Regions from separate parts of the Homo sapiens genome. Here regions 1, 2 and 3 are each linked to region 4. The links are chromatin contacts, found by Hi-C or POLR2A ChIA-PET in ENCODE. All regions are on one chromosome and are shown on one strand. Each heading gives the region's core, a stretch centred on a gene start or an enhancer-like site at or near the end of the contact. The rest is flanking DNA. Distances are from core to core; before and after follow the strand shown.

Region 1 (2,700 bases), core at 131-2,630, 1.2 Mb after region 4:
CTGATGGCTGAAAGTTAGTTTTTCATTGTTCAGTTGTTTTTCTGATTTTTGGGAGACTGGACATTTTCCTGTGTTTGCTGACCGTCTGCATCTCCTCTCCTGCTCTGTGCACCATCACCCTGCTCCAGCTGCTTCCTGCAGCCTCCCTCCTTCCTCTCCACCTCTCCATGTCCTCCTCGTCCTTCAGTTTCTTCCTAAGGGCCCATGGGCTTTCTTTGGCTTTTACGTTCCTCTCACTCCGCCTTTGGCTGTTGCTGGGCCTCCCATCCCCTGGGAGGTTTCAGACGATGGGGAAGACACAGGAGTGCAGTCGCCATGCAGTGCAATACGGGCTGTAATGTTCCTCCTCCACGGCCTTTATTGAGGACTTACTGTGTGCCAAGAACCTGCTCTAAGAATGTAACTGTGCTCCCTCCCTCATTTCATGCTCATAACCGCCTGTGAGGCGGGCAATGTTCTCATCCTTTTTTTTTTTTTTTTTTTTGAGATGGCATCTCTGTTGCCCAGGCTGGAGTGCAATGGCACGATCTCGGCTCACTACAACCTCTGACTCCCAGGTTCATTCTCCTGCCACAGCCTCCCAAATAGATGGGACTACAGGCACGCGCCACCACACCCGGCTAATTTTTTGTATTTTTTTTTAGTAGAGATGGGGTTTCACCGTGTTGCCCAGGATGGTCTCGAACTCCTGAGCTCAGACAATCCACCTGCCTCGGCCTCCCAAAGTGCTAGGATTACAGGCGTGAGCCACCATGCCCGACCTCATCCTTGTTTTACACAGAGAACATGGAGGCACAGAAGAGTTCCATAAATTGCCACCAAGGCCTTCTGCTAGTATGCAGCAGAGTCAAGATTCAAACGCAGGCTGTCCGGTCCTGGGGTTCAGCCTCTCCAGTGCTCTGCTAGGTGTTGGAGAGGGTCAAGGAGATACAGAGAATGAGTACCACCTGACAGGCTGGGACAGTCAGGGATGGCTTCCTGGAGGAGGTGACACCTCAATGGAGCCTTGAAGGAAGAGCAGGAGGAGCCGACCAGGCAATGAATAGAATAAGTATACCCAGGAAGAGGGAAAGGCCTGAGTGATGCTGGGAGGGTGGAGAGCTGGCCTGGCTTGGGGTGTGTGCCGGCGGGCAGGAGATGAGGACCAAGGGATGGCCAAGGCCAGATCTAGAAGAGCCTGGGCCATCCCATAGTCAATACCTCATCGCAAGGCCCGGCAGGCCTTCCACTGCTCTGTGTGTACCCCATGGGACGCCAGGAGCCTGGGCCGCAGCCACCCACCTGGGCTCCTGAGACCCAATGCACAGGCATGGGGGCGGGAGTGGGTGTGGCTGATTTACATCCAACAGGTTGAGGGGAAAACCCAGGAAGTGCAGCCCAAGCACTAATCAAATCTAAGACTAGTAATAAGCATCCTGAGTAATGAGTGGCCTGGGCCGGAGCAGGCGAGGTGGCCGGAGCCGTGTGGACCAGGAGGAGCGCTGTGAGTAGCCGGGCAGGAGGGCAGGAGGGCAGGTGGGAGGTGTGAGGAGGGTTGGGCCTGAGTGCCGTGGGGGTTGCAAGGTCCAGCAGGTGCAAAGCCCACAGCAGATCCACACACTGGGGCAGTCCCAGCCTCCCCAAGCTCCTGCACATGGAGAGCCCCGAGTCTGGATGCCTCTGGGATGTGGGGCTTGCCTTCCGTGACAGAAGCCACTGAGGTTGCAGGGTTGGCCACACCGGCAGGAATTCCCTTTGTCACCATGGCCCCTGCACAGCCCCCATTTTCCCCCTTACATGCCCGCTGGACCATTTTAATGCTAATCTCAAATACCAGATTGTTTGAGTTGTGGAGACCACAGGATTTATTCCTTAAGAACACAAACCCTAAAAACAAAACAAAAAACTAAGCATCATACCTTCACCCCTGCTGAAACAACAATTCCTGAACATCATCACATAGCCCGCCAGGGTTCAAACTGTACCAACTGTCTCACCAATGTCTTTCTCAGTTGACTTGTTCAAATCAGCCTGTCCCACATTAGACTTTTGGCTATGTTTTAATCTATAACAGTTTCCACCCATTTTTTCTGTTATATATTTATATTTATATTTATCCTATAGCTTTCTTTTTTTTTGTTTTGTTGTTTTGTTTTTGTTTTTGTTTTTTGAGACAGAGTCTTGCTCTGTCACCCAGGTTGGAGTGCAATGGCATGATCTCGGCTTTCTGCAACCTCCGCCTCCCGGGTTCAAGCCATTCTCCTGCCTCAGCCTCCCGAGTGGCTGAGATTATAGGTGCCCACCACCACGCCCGGCTAATTTTTTGTATTTTTAGTAGAGATAGGCTTTCGCCACGTTGGCCAGGCTGATCTCAAACTCCTGACCTCAGGTGATCCACCTGCCTCAGCCTCCCAAAGTATTGGGATTACAGGCATGAGCCACGGCACCCGGCCCGTATAGCATTTTCATCAGGGTGGGTTTCTAAGGTTTTATGAAAGGGCCCCAGGTCCTTTAGTGCAGACAGAACCCATGGCCAGATGGACCCGGGGCACAGCCTAGATTCACAGCCTCTGCCTGCTGCTCTGTCCCACACCTCAGGCAGGGAGCAAATTTGTTCTTCAGTCCTTTTTTGTGTCCAGCCACCAAGTCCCCAGAATCTACACAGCCAGGGGCTCAAATATGTAAAGTTTCTGAGAGACTTGGACAAGGCAGTGACCAGAG
Region 2 (2,700 bases), core at 29-2,528, 1.8 Mb before region 4:
AACTTCCTCTCCTTCTTCGTTCTTCCTTGCACTTACCTATTTAGAAAGTTTTAGGCTATTAGCAAATCGGCTATCAGTTTAAGAGTGTGAGGTCCCGCTCCAGCCAATGGATGCAGGACATAGCAGTGAGGACGACCCAAATGCGTAAGGGATAAATATGTTTGCTTTTCCTTTGTTCAGGTGTGCTCTCGACATCGTTCCATCTGCGATTGAGCACCCTTTCTGCAGAAAGTAAAGATTGCCTTGCTGGAGATCTTTTGTCTCCGTGCTGACTTTTCTTCGTGGCACCGATTATCTATTTCTAACAATTTTGGTATTTCTAACATTCTGAACAATCTTGGGCTAGTTGTCTCTTCTGGGCCTGTTTCCCCATCCGTCACATGATAAACTTCATTGGTTTAAAAACCCCAGCGAACATTTATTGAGTTACTATTACCTTCCTGCCCTCCCCAACCCCAACCCCAGGGAGCAGTTACAACCTCAGCCGCTGAGCGCACTCGCCGGGTGTTAAGAAGCACCAAAGACAGGGAGGCTTGATTGATTTTGCTTTGGGAGTAGAGGGTCAGAAGATTCACAGGAAAATGGCATTTGAGCAAGGATGATTCACTGGAGCTAGCTTTTAAATACTGGCGAGGCTTTTATGTTGCAGTCCCTTACAAAGTTGAGCATTCGCAGGGACTGCACTCCGAAATAAGCCCGCTTCCCCTTTTCATTCGCTAATGATCCAGGGAGCTGCTGGTTCCGCATGCGGCAGGTTGTGCCTTTTCCTAATCAGGGTTCTGCATCGCCTCGAACCCGCAGGCCGTGGCGGGTTCTCCTGAGGAAGCAGGGACTGGGGTGCAGGGTGAAGCTGCTCGTGCCGGCCAGCGCCTGTGAGCAAAACTCAAACGGAGGAGCAGGAGGGGTCGAGCTGGAGCGTGGCAGGGTTGACCCTGCCTTTTAGAAGGGCACAATTTGAAGGGTACCCAGGGGCCGGAAGCCGGGGACCTAAGGCCCGCCCCGTTCCAGCTGCTGGGAGGGCTCCCGCCCCAGGGAGTTAGTTTTGCAGAGACTGGGTCTGCAGCGCTCCACCGGGGGCCGGCGACAGACGCCACAAAACAGCTGCAGGAACGGTGGCTCGCTCCAGGCACCCAGGGCCCGGGAAAGAGGCGCGGGTAGCACGCGCGGGTCACGTGGGCGATGCGGGCGTGCGCCCCTGCACCCGCGGGAGGGGGATGGGGAAAAGGGGCGGGGCCGGCGCTTGACCTCCCGTGAAGCCTAGCGCGGGGAAGGACCGGAACTCCGGGCGGGCGGCTTGTTGATAATATGGCGGCTGGAGCTGCCTGGGCATCCCGAGGAGGCGGTGGGGCCCACTCCCGGAAGAAGGGTCCCTTTTCGCGCTAGTGCAGCGGCCCCTCTGGACCCGGAAGTCCGGGCCGGTTGCTGAATGAGGGGAGCCGGGCCCTCCCCGCGCCAGTCCCCCCGCACCCTCCGTCCCGACCCGGGCCCCGCCATGTCCTTCTTCCGGCGGAAAGGTAGCTGAGGGGGCGCCGGCGGGGAGTCAGGCCGGGCCTCAGGGGCGGCGGTGGGGCAGGTGGGCCTGCGAGGGCTTTCCCCAAGGCGGCAGCAAGGCCTTCAGCGAGCCTCGACCTCGGCGCAGATGCCCCCTGAGTGCCTTGCTCTGCTCCGGGACTCTTCTGGGAGGGAGAAGGTGGCCTTCTTGCGCGAGGTCAGAGGAGTATTGTCGCGCTGGTTCAGAAGCGATTGCTAAAGCCCATAGAAGTTCCTGCCTGTTTGGTTAAGAACAGTTCTTAGGTGGGGGTTAGTTTTTTTGTGTTTCTTTGAGGACCGTGGATCAAGATCAAGGAAATCTCTTTAGAACCTTATTATGGAAGTCTGAAGTTTCCAAATGTTGAGGGTTTTATGTCTAAAAGCAACACGTGAAAAAATTGTTTTCTTCACCCAGTGCTGTCTTCCAATTTCCTCTTTGGGGGGAGGGGTAGTTACTGCTGTTACTAAAATAAAATTACTTATTGCTAAAGTTCCCCAACAGGAAGACCACTACTTTTGATGACTTTGGCAAGTTTGCTAACTACTGGAACCCTAACTTACAAACGAACTACTTACATTTTTGATTTCCAGTTGTATTACCTGCCCAATGTTTACGTAGAAACAGCTTAATTTTGATTCTGGGTAACGTTGTTGCACTTCATTAAAAATACATATCCGAAGTGAGCAAGTATGGGTCTGTGGACAGCAGTGATTTTTCCTGTCAATTCCTGTTGCTTCAGATAAAATGTACCAGACAGAGGCCGGGCGCGGTGGCTCACGCCTGTAATCCCAGCACTTTGGGAGGCTTGGCGGGTGGATCACCTGAGATCGGGAGTTCAAGACCAGCCTGACCAACATGGAGAAACCCCGTGTCTACTAAAAATACAAAATTAGCCAGGGTGGTGGCGCATGCCTGTAATGCCAGCTACTTGGGAGGCTGAAGCAGGAGAATCGCTTGAACCTGGGAGGCGGAGGTTGCGGTGAGCCGAGATAGCACCATTGCACTCCAGCCTGGGCAAAAAGAGCGAAACTCCGTCTCAAAAAAAAAGTACCAGACAGAAATGGGTTTTGTTTTCTTTTTTTGTTTTGAGACGGAGTTTCGCTCTTGTTGCCCAGGCTCGAGTGCAATGGCGCGATCTCAGTCTCGGCTCACTGCAACCTCTGTCTCCC
Region 3 (2,700 bases), core at 156-2,655, 1.5 Mb after region 4:
CTACAAATTGAACAGTGTACTCCTACCAAAATTAAGAAATAAAACACTACCAATACCTTTGAAGTCACCTGTGTGTCTGTCTTTCCTGGACTTTATCCCTGTAGAAGTAATAATCTACCCTAAATATTGTGTTAAACATTTTTTTTTAATAGTTTAACGAAATGTGTATGTTTCTCTAAACTTTCCTGGTGGCTTATTTTACATTCTGTTGTTTGTTGATAATGTTTTTAATTCCATCTATCATGTCCTTAAACATTTTAAATGTAATAATTTTAAATTTTTAATCAAATGAGCTCTGCCTCTGAAGTTTTGGGGGATATATTTCTGCCGTTTATTGTTTGTGCTGATTTTCAGTCACAGTGTCTTATTTTATTATTTGTTTTGTAATGTTTAAGTTTTGGACTTCTGTTTGGCTCATCTTCATCTGTGGGGAATGTGAGGGAACTGGGATCTCCAAAAGACATTTGCTTAGTTTCTAATTTCAGAGTGTATTGAATAAATATTTTGAGTAATCTTTTTCACTGGAAATTTCGTTTTATTCCAGTCCTCCTGTGAATATCCTGTTGTTTTGATTACTCTTCAATGCCACTCTCCTTAGAAGATGTACCTCATTCCGTGTGCATTTCGATATGTGGAAGTGTGTTGGGAGGTGGGGTCCCAAATTATTCATTCATTCTTCCTTCGTTTCATTCAGTATGCAAGCAGTCTCCTAAGTAGGCACTCTGAGTGATAAACTCCATGAGATGTAGTTTCTATCCTCAAAAAATACCGCCTTTGGTAGGGATAAAGTAAATAGACCTTAATATAGCTCTTGGACGAGCAGCCCTTGAATAAGTGGTCAAATAAATTTGTTGCAAATAAATACTTTCAGTCATTGTGTTTTAAGAATTATCATTTGTATGCATTGAGGAGAACTTCTACAGCTATTTGTCTTCAGAAAGGTTTTTTCTTTGTATTTCGAAGAATTTTGGCCTTAAAATTTCCAGCTTATTTTCAGACATTCATATCCATTCTACTTAATTGGCATTATAGTCATCAATTGTTGTCTCTTCCAACTCTGAGGGAATTGTCATAAAGGGAATTGTTCAGAAATATGTGTTTCCAAGCACTTGTTCACATATTTGTCTGGATCACATCTATCTGTTCTCTCGACGGCTTTCTTTAGTCGCACCTAAATGTTCCAAGACAAGGGTTGTGTCATTATTTGTATCTCTAGTGCTATTGCTTTTGACACATAGTCAAGGCTTCTCAACAGAAGTGTATCCAATTGGAATTTTTTCTCACCCTCGAAGAGCCAATTCCTTCACTAACGCAGACAAAAGGGGCGGGGGGCTCAGGCGCTGAGGATTCTGGGCACTGTAGTTCCGACGCTCCGGCTGCGCAGGCGCAATGCCCTGCCTGGAGGCCGGCACCGCCGAGCCGCCGCCATTGCTGGAAGCGTTCCCGCCCTGCTCTGCGAGTTCCCTCAGTTGTCCTCAGTTCGGCCGCCAGGTACTCGTTGTCCCGGGCGCCTGGCCTCGGTTGCCCGCCGCCCCTCCCTTGGCGCTTGGCTCCCGGCGGCGTCCGGGGCGTGGCCGTTCCCTCTAGAGCCCCTGTCCCTGAGCGGACCCGCCCACTCCTGAGAGGCGATTGGGGCTGGGCCTCCTTCCCGAGTGTGGGTTCAGTCTCCAGCTGGCCTCCCTCACAGGTAGGGCCGCGTGCCCTATGCGGCCTCCTAGTCCGGGTCCAAACCCGGGAACCCCCTCCCTGCGGGCCTGGCGGCGCTGGGGTTAAAAAGAGCCGGGCGCAGGGCGCAGGGAGTCGAGTAGGGCGGGCGGGCCCCTGACCCGACTTTCCCGGTCTTCCCAGCCCCGCGCCTTGCAGGCCCTGAGGAGGGCATACCCGAAGTGGGTAGAGGAGAGCAGTTAGGGAAAGAAGGCGAGGTTGGCAGGAGCATATCCGCTCTGGCTTCTGAACTGGCAGGGATGGAACTAGGTTCCACATCGGGGGACCTGCGCTACTCAGTAACCGAGGCAGCTTTTCCTGAAATGTCACATTTCAAATACTGTAATCACCTTTTAATCACTTGTCACTCCCTGACATGACAATGGTATTATTGCATTGGTTGGGAAATGCTGGACTGGTACATGGCGCTGAGATTCTCAGCAAAAACATGGACCCTTCATTATTTCTAAATAACTGCACTGGCCAAGGAAGCAAAACAAGTAAAGTTTCTCCTTAAGTCTCTGGATACGTTTGCAATAGTTGGAAAGACAGAGCTTGTAAATAGGGAAATTATAACTGGGGAATAGTGGCCTAGATATCTTCTGCATAATGACAAAGGGGACAGTAGAAACATATAAGGTGGCTACTGTCATGTACTAATAGCTGATTCGTTGTGCTCAAGTGACTTGCCTGTGGTCACAGTTTTACGGTAGCCAAAGCAGGGTTAGAACCTGGGGATGTGGCCAGCCACTCTGGGATTTTATTCCTATTCCACACTCCTATGTATAGGTAGATACTTCTTCTTGTCTGCTTGGAGAGTACAGAAAAGCAGAAAGAAGGGTAAACATCACAGCCCCAGGTCTCAGAGGTCTCAGTAGAGTTTTGGGTTACTCAGTCTTTTTTTCTATGCATTACATTTGCACAATTGAGATCAAGCTGAATATATTAAATGTTAAATATTGTTTATTCTAATTATAAAATAAAACAAGGGATTTA
Region 4 (2,700 bases), core at 199-2,698:
AGATGGCTTTCGATGAATTCTCAGCCAAGTCAGTGATCCCGTCAAACCTGCCTTCGGGGACAGGATTTCCACATCGGTTCCCTATTTTCTTGCTATAGGTATCTTAAACACAAAACCCTTCTCTCGCTCCCTACAATCTACAAACAGAAGAACTGGTCAGAACTGTAAAAAACGCAGACTCCTACGGGCTGCTGCTTTCTGGGCCAGGGTGGGTAGCTAAGGCAGCAGGCGCAGGGCCGCCCCCTCCACCCGGGTGGGTTACCTGAGCACAGTCACGCTTCCCCTGCGCACCGGCAGGGAAAGCACTGGTTCCGACACCCGAATAGGCTTGAACTGGAACTTGCAGCCGAAGCACAGCGCAGAGTCGCTAAAGAAGGACACGGACACGATGGGGCGCTCGAAGATGTGGATGGGGTCCACGTGAGACACGATGCAGCCGCCGGGCTGGTAGTCGTTGATGACGGCGCTGTTGACGAAGCCCTCGGGGATGACGCGGTGCTCCACCAGCTTTTGGATCACCAGCTGGTGCACCCACTCGGGGATCTCGTCCACGTCGCCCGGCGGGTAGAGGCGCTCCTGGCCGGGCCCGCGCTTCTGCAGCTGGGCGCCGTAAGTGTAGCCTTCGCCGAAGAAGTACTTGTTGCGCAGTGGGGCCCGGTCCACCGTGTGCTCGTTGTACAGGCCCTTCTCAGCGCGGGACACCACCTCGTCAATGCGGGCCTCGATCTTGGCGCACTCGTCCTGGCTGAAGAGGCGCATCTGGCGGATGCCGCTCTTCACCTTGCGCGCCTCCTCCTCCTTCTGCAGCTGCTGCTCCTCATAGTCGCTGCGCTCGGGGTCCGAGTCCTCCTGATACTTGCGCTTGGCCCCGGACACAGGGTAAGGTTCGGCGGCAGCGGCGGCTGCGGCTGCGGCGGCTACGGCGGCTGCGGCAGCGGCGGCGGCCTCCCGGCTGCCCGCCTTATAGTTGTCCCGGGACGTCATGGACTTGAGCTTCTCACGCAGGTCCGTGTAGCCGCTGGCGGCCGCCATGGCCCCCACGACGCTGCTCTAGGGTCCTCCGGGGCGGGCGGGGCAGCCGGGCATGGCTCTAAGGGGACGCGCCCCGGGGCCCCCGGAGGGAGGGGGGTCCTTAGCGCCGAACCCCCATGCGTGAGTGGGGGACCCGGCGGGGGGCGTCGAGGGTCCGGGCGTGGGGTAGGGCCTCAGGAGCGGCGGGTCATGCAACGGTGGCGACAACGGGGCTTCTTCCTCCTCCACCTTCTCCACGTCCCGCGGGGCAGGGGCGCCGGCAGCGCCTCATGCCGCGGAGGGCTGCTGCGGAGACGCGGCCCGACTCCCGACCAGACCCTCGGACGCCCGGCCCGGCCCGCACTTTAAAGCTCTCCGCACGACGTCACGGGCAGCCAGCCCGACGTCCGCCAGCGCCGCTCCTTAGCGGGCTCCTCACCGCGCACGCGCAGTGCTGCCGGCCACCGCGGCTCCGCGCGCTACGGGCATGCGCGTGCGTGCAGGCCGGGTCGGCAGAGGCGCCGGCGCAAGCGCAGACAGGAACCGCTTGCCGTCCGCCGCCCCTCCCCCACTCTCTGAGGGGCTTCAAGGGAACGCTCTCAAATAGCAACCTGTCTTCACGCCGCGCCGCCTCCAGGACCGAAGGGCTCCCTCTACAGGGGTGCGCTCATATTGCCAACAGTGTCGCCGTGCCGCGTCACGGCATCGTCCGAACGCCCGCAGACGCCTCAACCCCAGGGCGCATTCACCAGGGAACCGCCACAACGTAGGCCGCTCCGTTACCTCCCCCTTTGGCGCTTCCACTTCTTTAATTGGGCCGTGGGCCACGCGCCGGGCAGGCCCTGACTGGAGTTTCCGGAAGTCGGTTGGTAATCATGCGTGTCAATCAGGCAGTCTCCTTAGCTACTGTGTCCGTCACTTAATTAGCGGCTGGGCGAGCAGCGAGGACCCCTAAAGGAGAAATGGGTGGTTAAATAAGTGCCTGAATGGAGACTCCACCTGAGTAAAGCCCTTAGAACGCCTAAGGAAACTTCTGAAACCCGCGAAAACTTCTCAGACTGCGGGACCTGCAGCACCCGGCCCCAGTTCTGAACCCAGATAGGAACGTCCGGCAGAAGCCAGACGCGCGTTGTCGGGGTACAAGCCAGCCTGCCGCCGCTGCCGCCGCCGCCCGGAGCGGACGTTTCACGAGTCACGTCCCGGTGACGGCGAGCGTGGGGGCGCGCTGGGGTTGGCGTCGAGCCTCCTTGGTGCTGGAGATGGGCGTGGGGGCACCTCCTACGGGGACTCTGGAAGAAAACTCCAGGAAACGAACGGGCGCAAGGCTAAGGCTAAGCTATAGATAATGACTACAGTCAATTCAAAAAAGTTTTGAAGCAGTCAGCAAAGGCGTTGCCGGGCGCGGGGCCTCACGCCTGTAATCCCAGCACTTTGCGAGGCCAAGGCGGGCGGATCACTTGAGCCCAGGAGTTTGAGACCAGCCTGGCCAACATGGCAACCCCATCTCTACAATAAAATTTTTAAAAATGAACTGGGCGTGGTGGCGCGCGCCTATGGTCCTAGCTACTCAGGAGGCTGAGGTGGGAGGATCCCTTGAGCCCAGGGGATTGAGGCTGCAGAGAGCCGAGCTGGCGCCACTGCACTCCGGCCTGGGCGACAGAGCTGCAAAACAAAACAAAAAGGCGTAGC

The links. A loop is a pair of places that touch in the nucleus more often than their neighbours do. ChIA-PET counts read pairs that join two places held with the same protein, here RNA polymerase II (POLR2A). Pooled maps may share reads with other maps.
Region 1: a pooled map shows a loop between it and region 4 (5-fold over the local background). The contact joins the promoter of TNFRSF13B here to the promoter of ALKBH5 in region 4. A Hi-C loop is called at or near these places in 7 of 37 single-sample maps with no recorded cell type and 4 of 50 pooled maps.
Region 2: a loop to region 4 is called in a map of naive thymus-derived CD4-positive, alpha-beta T cell, with 15 times the contacts of the local background. The contact joins the promoter of AKAP10 here to the promoter of ALKBH5 in region 4. A Hi-C loop is called at or near these places in 1 of 168 maps with a recorded cell type or tissue (naive thymus-derived CD4-positive, alpha-beta T cell) and 7 of 50 pooled maps. POLR2A ChIA-PET finds 5 or more read pairs at or near these places in 1 of 52 experiments (activated B cell).
Region 3: a map of CD4-positive, alpha-beta memory T cell shows a loop between it and region 4 (8-fold over the local background). The contact joins the promoter of ZNF624 here to the promoter of ALKBH5 in region 4. A Hi-C loop is called at or near these places in 1 of 168 maps with a recorded cell type or tissue (CD4-positive, alpha-beta memory T cell) and 7 of 50 pooled maps. POLR2A ChIA-PET finds 5 or more read pairs at or near these places in 1 of 52 experiments (CD8-positive, alpha-beta memory T cell).

What each region holds. Positions count from the first base shown.
Region 1 is chr17:16,970,798-16,973,497 of GRCh38, reverse strand. TNFRSF13B (TNF receptor superfamily member 13B) reads left to right here and starts at 1,380. Exons shown (of 5, transcript NM_012452.3): 1 at 1,380-1,483. The coding sequence starts at 1,423.
Region 2 is chr17:19,976,406-19,979,105 of GRCh38, reverse strand. It overlaps AKAP10 (A-kinase anchoring protein 10), which reads left to right and starts at 1,278. Exons shown (of 15, transcript NM_007202.4): 1 at 1,278-1,514. The coding sequence starts at 1,427. RefSeq lists an enhancer at 195-908 and a silencer at 1,381-1,570.
Region 3 is chr17:16,652,555-16,655,254 of GRCh38, reverse strand. ZNF624 (zinc finger protein 624) reads left to right here and starts at 1,405. Exons shown (of 6, transcript NM_020787.4): 1 at 1,405-1,491. It overlaps LOC124903934 (a long non-coding RNA gene), which reads right to left and starts at 1,363. Exons shown (of 4, transcript XR_007065639.1): 1 at 1,285-1,363; 2 at 57-1,171. RefSeq lists a silencer at 1,496-1,695 and an enhancer at 1,651-2,161.
Region 4 is chr17:18,182,576-18,185,275 of GRCh38, reverse strand. It overlaps ALKBH5 (alkB homolog 5, RNA demethylase), which reads right to left and starts at 1,448. Exons shown (of 4, transcript NM_017758.4): 1 at 263-1,448. The coding sequence starts at 1,032. RefSeq lists silencers at 571-722, 881-970, 1,051-1,350 and enhancers at 616-1,453, 1,561-1,800, 1,861-2,060.